Linked DNA regions of Homo sapiens: region 1 is linked to region 2. Evidence: chromatin contacts called from ENCODE Hi-C or POLR2A ChIA-PET data. All regions are on one chromosome and are shown on one strand. The core of a region is the stretch at or near the end of the contact, and the rest is flanking DNA. Distances in the headings are between cores, read along the strand shown.

Region 1 (3,315 bases), core at 301-2,800, 300 kb before region 2:
CAGGCATGAGCCACCACGCCCAGCCAGGGAAAATATTTTTATAATTGACAAATTAGAAGTCACGAAAAAAAAGCAATGAATTAGGCCCCCCAAAATTTTAATTCTTTGCATGTGCTTTGGAACATTTTGCTGATCTTATACCAAGATAATTTTTTTAAGGAAAATGAGATCAGTGAGTACTTACTGCTCTGCAAGCTATTTTTATTCACTTGGCAGTAAAATAATGGCATCTTTCCAAGTGAGTGCATTTGTTTTAATGGATGTATTAGTATCTCATTATATAAAAGTCTATATTTAGATATTACCCTCTTCTCTTTTGTTAATATCTTAACTAACTAGGTTATATGAGGAGCAAAGAATGAGCCTACACCCAGCACCTAAACCAATGGTTTCATGACATTCTCTGCTCCAACATGTGGCTAGAGACAAGTGATTCTGAGAAGAAAACTGCCAAATCACAGAACAAGTTTACACTACTCCAGGTGGATAGGAAGTTTAATATTTAAAAAAAAAAACAGGCTGGGTGCGGTGGCTCATGGGTGTATCCCAGCACTTTGGGAGACCAAGGACAGAAGATGACTTGAGCCCAGGAGTCTGGGACCAGCCTGGGCAACATAGGGAGATCCTCGTCTTTACAAAGATAATAAAAAATATTAGCCAGGCATGGTGGTGCACGCCTGTAGTCCCAGCTACTGGTGGGGGAGCTGAGGTGGTGGTGGGGCTGCAGTTGGTGGGGGGGATGATGAGGTGAGAGGATGGCTTGAGCCTGTGAGTTCAAGCCTGCAGTGAGCTATGATAGCGCCACTGCACTCCAGTCTAGGTGACAGAGCGAGATCTTGTCCCAAAATAATAATAATAATAATAATAAAAACAAATAAAAAACAAAAGTTCATTTAGATTTTGAAGATAATAAACGTATGAATATTTAAAATTACACAGTTTTGCTTTCCAGAGTGATGATAAAAGTGTACCATTTGAGTCACTAACTCTTTTTTTTCTTTTTAAGAGAGTCTCGCTCTGTCTAGCAGGATGCAGTGCAGTGGCACGATCTCAGCTCACTAAAACCTCCGCCTCCAGGGTTCAAGCAATTCTCTTACCTCTCAACCTCTCGAGTAGCTGGTATGACTGGTGTGCACCACCACCCACCTCAGCCTCACACAGTGCTGGGATTACAGGCGTGAGCCACTGTGCCCGGCCCATTTTAGTCATTAACTTTTAAAAATAAACTTCACACAGCAGTACATCTCAGATGTTTATAACAAAAAGGAGGGTGGATGTGTGTGTGGGGGGTGAGCTTTCTAATTTGACCACGTCAATATTGTATCTGCCAAGCAGTTTCCAACTTGTATCAAGTCAAATGAGTACTTAGTTGTTTTCTTTAGTTCTTAGAATATTTCCCCTACATTCTCCATGGCTCGGTTCTTTCCAGAAAATTCCCTGGATGGAATTTTCCACATAGCCCAGCAGAGGGCCCTGTATTCTGAGCCACAGTCAGGCATACACAGAAGACACTGCAGACACCAATCAGCAAATCAGGAACGAGAATTCCTCTCCTCCCACACTCCAGCCAAAGGGCTCTCAGGTTCCAGTTGCAGCCGGTCAGCTAACAACTGACGGTGTCTGCACTTCCTTTTAGTCTAGGCGGCGGTAGAAATGGTTTCTAAGAATACCCAGTGGCTCTGGAAAACATTTCCATCATGTGAATGAGCCTGCGCGTATTTTATATTACAGCTTTTATTCCCCTCAGATTCCTATTCTCATTTTAAAATGTATTTAAAAGATATAGAGACATATAAAGCCTTCAGAGGAAAATGCATTAAAAAGGAATATATCACAATGGTAAACCATGATTACTACTAAAGAGATTATGGCTTATTTCACTCCATTCTTTAATTTCCCAGATTTTACACCATTATCGTGTTTCTTTTATTTTGAATATTCTCTTTTCAGAAAGAGAAAATATAGTTTGAAAAAGCGGCTGGGTGTGGTGGCTCATGCCTTTAATCCCAGCACTTTGGGAGGCCAAGGTGGGTGGATTATTTGAGGTCAGGAGTTCGGGACCAGCCTGGCCAACATGGTGAAACCCTCTCTCTACAAAAATACGAAACTTAGCTGGGTGTGGTGTCGGGCGCCTGTAATCCCAGCTACTCGGGAGGCTGAGGAACGAAAATTGCTTGAACCCGGGAGGCGGTGGTTGCAGTGAGCCGAGATCGCGCCACTGCACTCCAGTCTGTCTCAAAACAAACAAACAAACAACAACAAAAAGGCAAGAGACAGGAAGTAAATATATGCCCATCAAAAAGATTAAAAACACTTGGAGCAATTTTTAAAAATCTGTATTAAAAGAATTTTTAGAACATAAGTGGGTGCTTATGTGTAAAATAATATACAAGAAAGTAATTTATTTAGCCTATATATATATAACTGATCATTTTAACCCTTGTAGCCAAAAAGTAGAAGCACCCACTTATGTGCAGAGGGTACAGATATCTTTTCCAGAAAGAAATGAAAAACACTGCACCATGAAGTGCCGTTATTTTTATCTTGATTTCAAGGAAGAGAAGACCCTGTCTGATGACTTTCTGTCATTAAAGTATATTTTGAATGAAAGGATCATTTACCCATTTATTCCACAAATATTTAGAGATTCAGATACTTTTCATACCATGAACTCCCCAACCCTCCGAAGAAAAAGGGACCTCATCTAGATCACAAGCCCCTCTTCTTAGGAAACTGGAACTGTTACTATCACTCCAACCCCAGCTGTCACTTGGCTAAGCCCCACTCATTCTTTAGTCCTCCAACTATTCTTCAGGGAGACCTCATCTCCTTGGACCTTAACTGGCCTCTGCCCTCTGGGCATTGCCTTCCTCAGTACCCGTGGATGGGCCCAGTCATCAAACCCATTGCAGACACGGAGGGCTTCTCTAAACTGTGAGTACAAGGAAGGGCCAGGAAACCCTTGAGCCAAACCTGCTGACATGGAAGTCCTATGTACATATATGTAGACATACAGAATAAGTATGTTTGTAGGCATTCTTTAGTTCCAAGATAGGGGATTTCTTCTCTTTTCCACCATATTTTGTTTTGCATTTTAAAATGCTTATTTTGTGCTGAGCGCGGTGGCTCACGCCTGTAATCCCAGCACTTTGGGAGGCTGAGGCGGGTGGATCACTTGAGGTCAGGAGTTTGAGACCAGCCTGGCCAACATGGTGAAACCCCGTCTCTACTAAAAATACAAAAATTAGCCAGGCATGGTGGCAGGTGCCTGTAGTCCCAGCTACTTGGGAGGCTGAGGCACAAGGATCTCTTAAA
Region 2 (3,257 bases), core at 293-2,792:
CAAAATTCTACATCTAAATTGTTTCCAAGGAAACAGCACTCTGGGTTCACTTCACAGTCCAGACCTGACAATTACCCTTTACATACAGCCCTGCTTTCCTTTGAGCCCACTAAAACACTGCTTCATTTAATTTCATCTGAACTCCACTATTCCTCAAAATCCTATAAGAACTCTATCTTTTCCTTTGCTTAGTGAGCTGCCCATGGTGCCCCTGGTGTGCAGTCTCCCTTATTGATTGCTGGATCTGTCAGACTAAAAATTAGTTTGAGGCTAATTGGACTAGGACACCTCTAACCTTCGAGATTGTTAAACCGAGGGCCAGAGGGGATAAGACTGGATTGAGAGCCCCCAGCAAGTCCACACTTCAGCCTACACCAGGTCCTCTCAAAATATTTTTTTCACCTGAGGATTCAGAAAGGCTTTCAGGAGGGCACACAGGCTTCTAGCTCTGTCAGGATTCTCTGGAGGAGGAGATATTTGAACTTGATTTTGAAGGATGAATAGGCATTCTTAGGTGAAGGACTGCACGACTTCTTCCCCTTCTGCTCCAGTGACATCTCCCAGAGGGCAGGGGCATCTCCAGAATTTACACATTGGAGGTGATATGGAGCAGCAAACTGGTTGAAGGGTAGAAGCAGAGCCTTGTATTAAAGCTACATTTCCAAAGTAAGGGCACCATGACCACATATATTTTACTTCATGAGGAAATAAAAATAATAAAGTTTCCTAAAGATTTTTATTGACATATTGCATTGGACTAAGGACACATTAAAAATTATTAGTATTGGTACTACGTAGTCCCTTTTTAGCTGGGGTAGATGGAGTGGGAGATAAGGTAAATTGCTGCAGCATTCAAACCTCGCATCCAAGCCCCACAGGCACAGCAGGAGGGGAACCCAGCACTCTGAGTTCTCCCTTTTTCCCACCTCATGGCATATCCTAGGAGGGCTTGCATAACCATGATTTCTCCTCCTCCTCCTCCCCTTGTGGTATGTCCTAGGAGAAGCCTGTAACCAGCCTGACATCTCCCCGCTTCTCATCCTGTGGTATCTGCCAGGAGATAGCCGCGGCCGCCCCTGATTCTTTCCAAGAGGCCCTTCAGTTTCTCGGAGCGGTATCACACAGATCCATAGACTACAGGTCCAAAGACCCCCTCCTCCAGTTAGCCCGCCCAGAGAAACGTCCCCACCCGTGCTCCCTGCCACCAGCGGGACAGCTCCACCTGAGTTTAGAGCAGACAGCTCTAAACTCACAGCCTGCTCTGTGAGTTCAGAGGTGTCCTCATCCTCAATACGGATGGACACTCCTCCAACATGGTGTATCCCATGGGGAAGCGCGACGTGGGCGCGGCCATGTTCCCCACCTGACCACGCCGCCGAGGGGTACCGAACGTCCCAAAGCACCCACTTCCGTAACTTCTCCATGTTGACTCCTGGCTAACAGCAGCTTCAAAGGTGGTTTTGCGCACGCGCGGAACCTCCGCTTCCCTCATTCATGTGAAGTCCCAAACCCCGAAAAAGGGCGGTGCTAGGGGTAGTGACCGGAAGCGGCTGCGGTTCTCGCCGGTTCTCAGCCGGGGTTTGATAGTTGTCAGGAGGATTCGACGTTCAGTGCCCAGGGATGTGGAGGTGATGGGGGGCCGGGGAGGGTGAGTGCTGGGCGATTCTGTGTGGCCAGTGATGGAATCGTTTATCTAACTTGAGTTGGATGATTCACTCATCATTTTGCAGGCTTTTCTCTTTTCTAACATCACCGTTAAGGTCTTAAAGTTCATTCTAAGCCCCATTGGGTTTGGAGCATTATGTTTTTTAAGAGTGTTAACTTGTATTCATTTGTCTTTTACCCGGGAGTTATTCAAAAGTGGGGTTTCAGTGTGCAAAAGTTTATCTCTGTAATGGATCTCTAACCTTAGTTTTCTGTGTTAGAAAAATATCTACGTGAAGCTCATTCCTTGAAATATAAGGAGACTTATGGCCTAGTCCGTGGTGAATTTTTAGAAACGTTCTATATATAACTTGAAAATAATATTTAATTATTTAGTCGTCAATTGTGTCATAGAAAATCTATCCTTTTTTGTCTGCTTCTTCTATTACTTCGAGGAGAGAGAAATTCTCCACTGTGATGGTGATTTGTCTGTGTCTCCTTACTGCTGTCTGTGATCCTCTGTGAGTTACTTTTTGTATAAAGTATGAGACTTAGGTCGAGGTGCATTAATTTGCTTATGGATGTCCAGACTGAAGCACCATTTGTTGAAAAGACTATCTTTCCTCCATTGACTTGTCTTTCACCATTGTCAAAAATAAGTTGGCCATACTTGTGTGTGGGCTCTTTCTGGGTTTGCTATTCAGTTCATTGTCTATGTGTCTATCCCTCTGCCAGTACTACCTTGCTGTCTTGAATTGGATAGAGTGATTCCTCTCACTTTATTCTTTTTCAAAATTGTTTTAATGCCTCTGGTTCCCTTGCCTTTCCTATATGCATTTTAGAAAATCTTGTCTCTATCTACAAAGCATCTTGCTTGGATTTTGATAGGAATTGCATTAAACCTGTATACCAACTCGGGAAGAAGTTAAGTCTTAACTGTGCCAAGTCTTCCAATCCATATACATAGTATGTCTCTCTATTTATTTAGATCTTTTAAAATTTCTATAAATGGTGTATTTTAATTTTCATCACCCAAGTTCTGTACATGTCTTATTCAATTTATACCTAAGTATTTAATTGTTTTGGAGTGGTCATAAATGGTGTTATCTTTTAAATTGTTGCTTATATATAGGAATACAATTGAGTTTTGTCTGTTGGTCTTGTATCCTGCAATCTTGCTGAGCTCAATTATTAGGTTTTACACCTTTTTTGGCAGATTCCTTGGATTTTCTGCATGAGCAATCATGTCATATACAAACAGGGATAGTTTTATTTCTTTCTTTCCAATCTTTATACCTCTGCTTTTCTTCCCTTATTACACTGGCAAGAAGTTCCAGTACTATGTTGAATAAGAGAGTGGACATCTTTGCATTGTTTTCAGTCTTAGGGGGAAAATATTCAACCTTTTACCATTAAGTATGATTTTAGCTGTAGGGCTTTCTTTTTTTGGACCCTCTTTTTTGGTTGAGGAAGTTCCCCTCTATTTTTAATTTCAAAAGTAGTTTTTATCGTGAATGGGTGTTGAATTTCATCAACACTCTGAATTTTGATGATCTTGTGATTTTTTTTCTTTTTTAGCTTGTCAGTATGGAGGGTTATGCTGATTGATTTTT

The links. A loop is a pair of places that touch in the nucleus more often than their neighbours do. ChIA-PET counts read pairs that join two places held with the same protein, here RNA polymerase II (POLR2A). Pooled maps may share reads with other maps.
Region 1: a loop to region 2 is called in a map of sigmoid colon, with 7 times the contacts of the local background. The contact joins the enhancer-like site here to the promoter of ZNF81 in region 2. A Hi-C loop is called at or near these places in 3 of 168 maps with a recorded cell type or tissue (CD4-positive, alpha-beta memory T cell, MCF 10A and sigmoid colon), 1 of 37 single-sample maps with no recorded cell type and 18 of 50 pooled maps. POLR2A ChIA-PET finds 5 or more read pairs at or near these places in 4 of 52 experiments (AG04450, GM12878, OCI-LY7 and 1 more).

What each region holds. Positions count from the first base shown.
Region 1 is chrX:47,539,786-47,543,100 of GRCh38, forward strand. No RefSeq gene overlaps it. Among named protein-coding and RNA genes, the nearest start is that of ARAF, 20 kb to the right of the region's middle. RefSeq lists an enhancer at 1,405-1,699. Within about 2 kb of position 1,551, at least 18 of the 41 ENCODE cell types and tissues checked have a DNase peak (open chromatin) inside an H3K27ac peak, as active enhancers do; they include sigmoid colon, where a contact is called at or near this core.
Region 2 is chrX:47,835,360-47,838,616 of GRCh38, forward strand. ZNF81 (zinc finger protein 81) reads left to right here and starts at 1,543. Exons shown (of 5, transcript NM_007137.5): 1 at 1,543-1,628. RefSeq lists an enhancer at 1,291-1,670.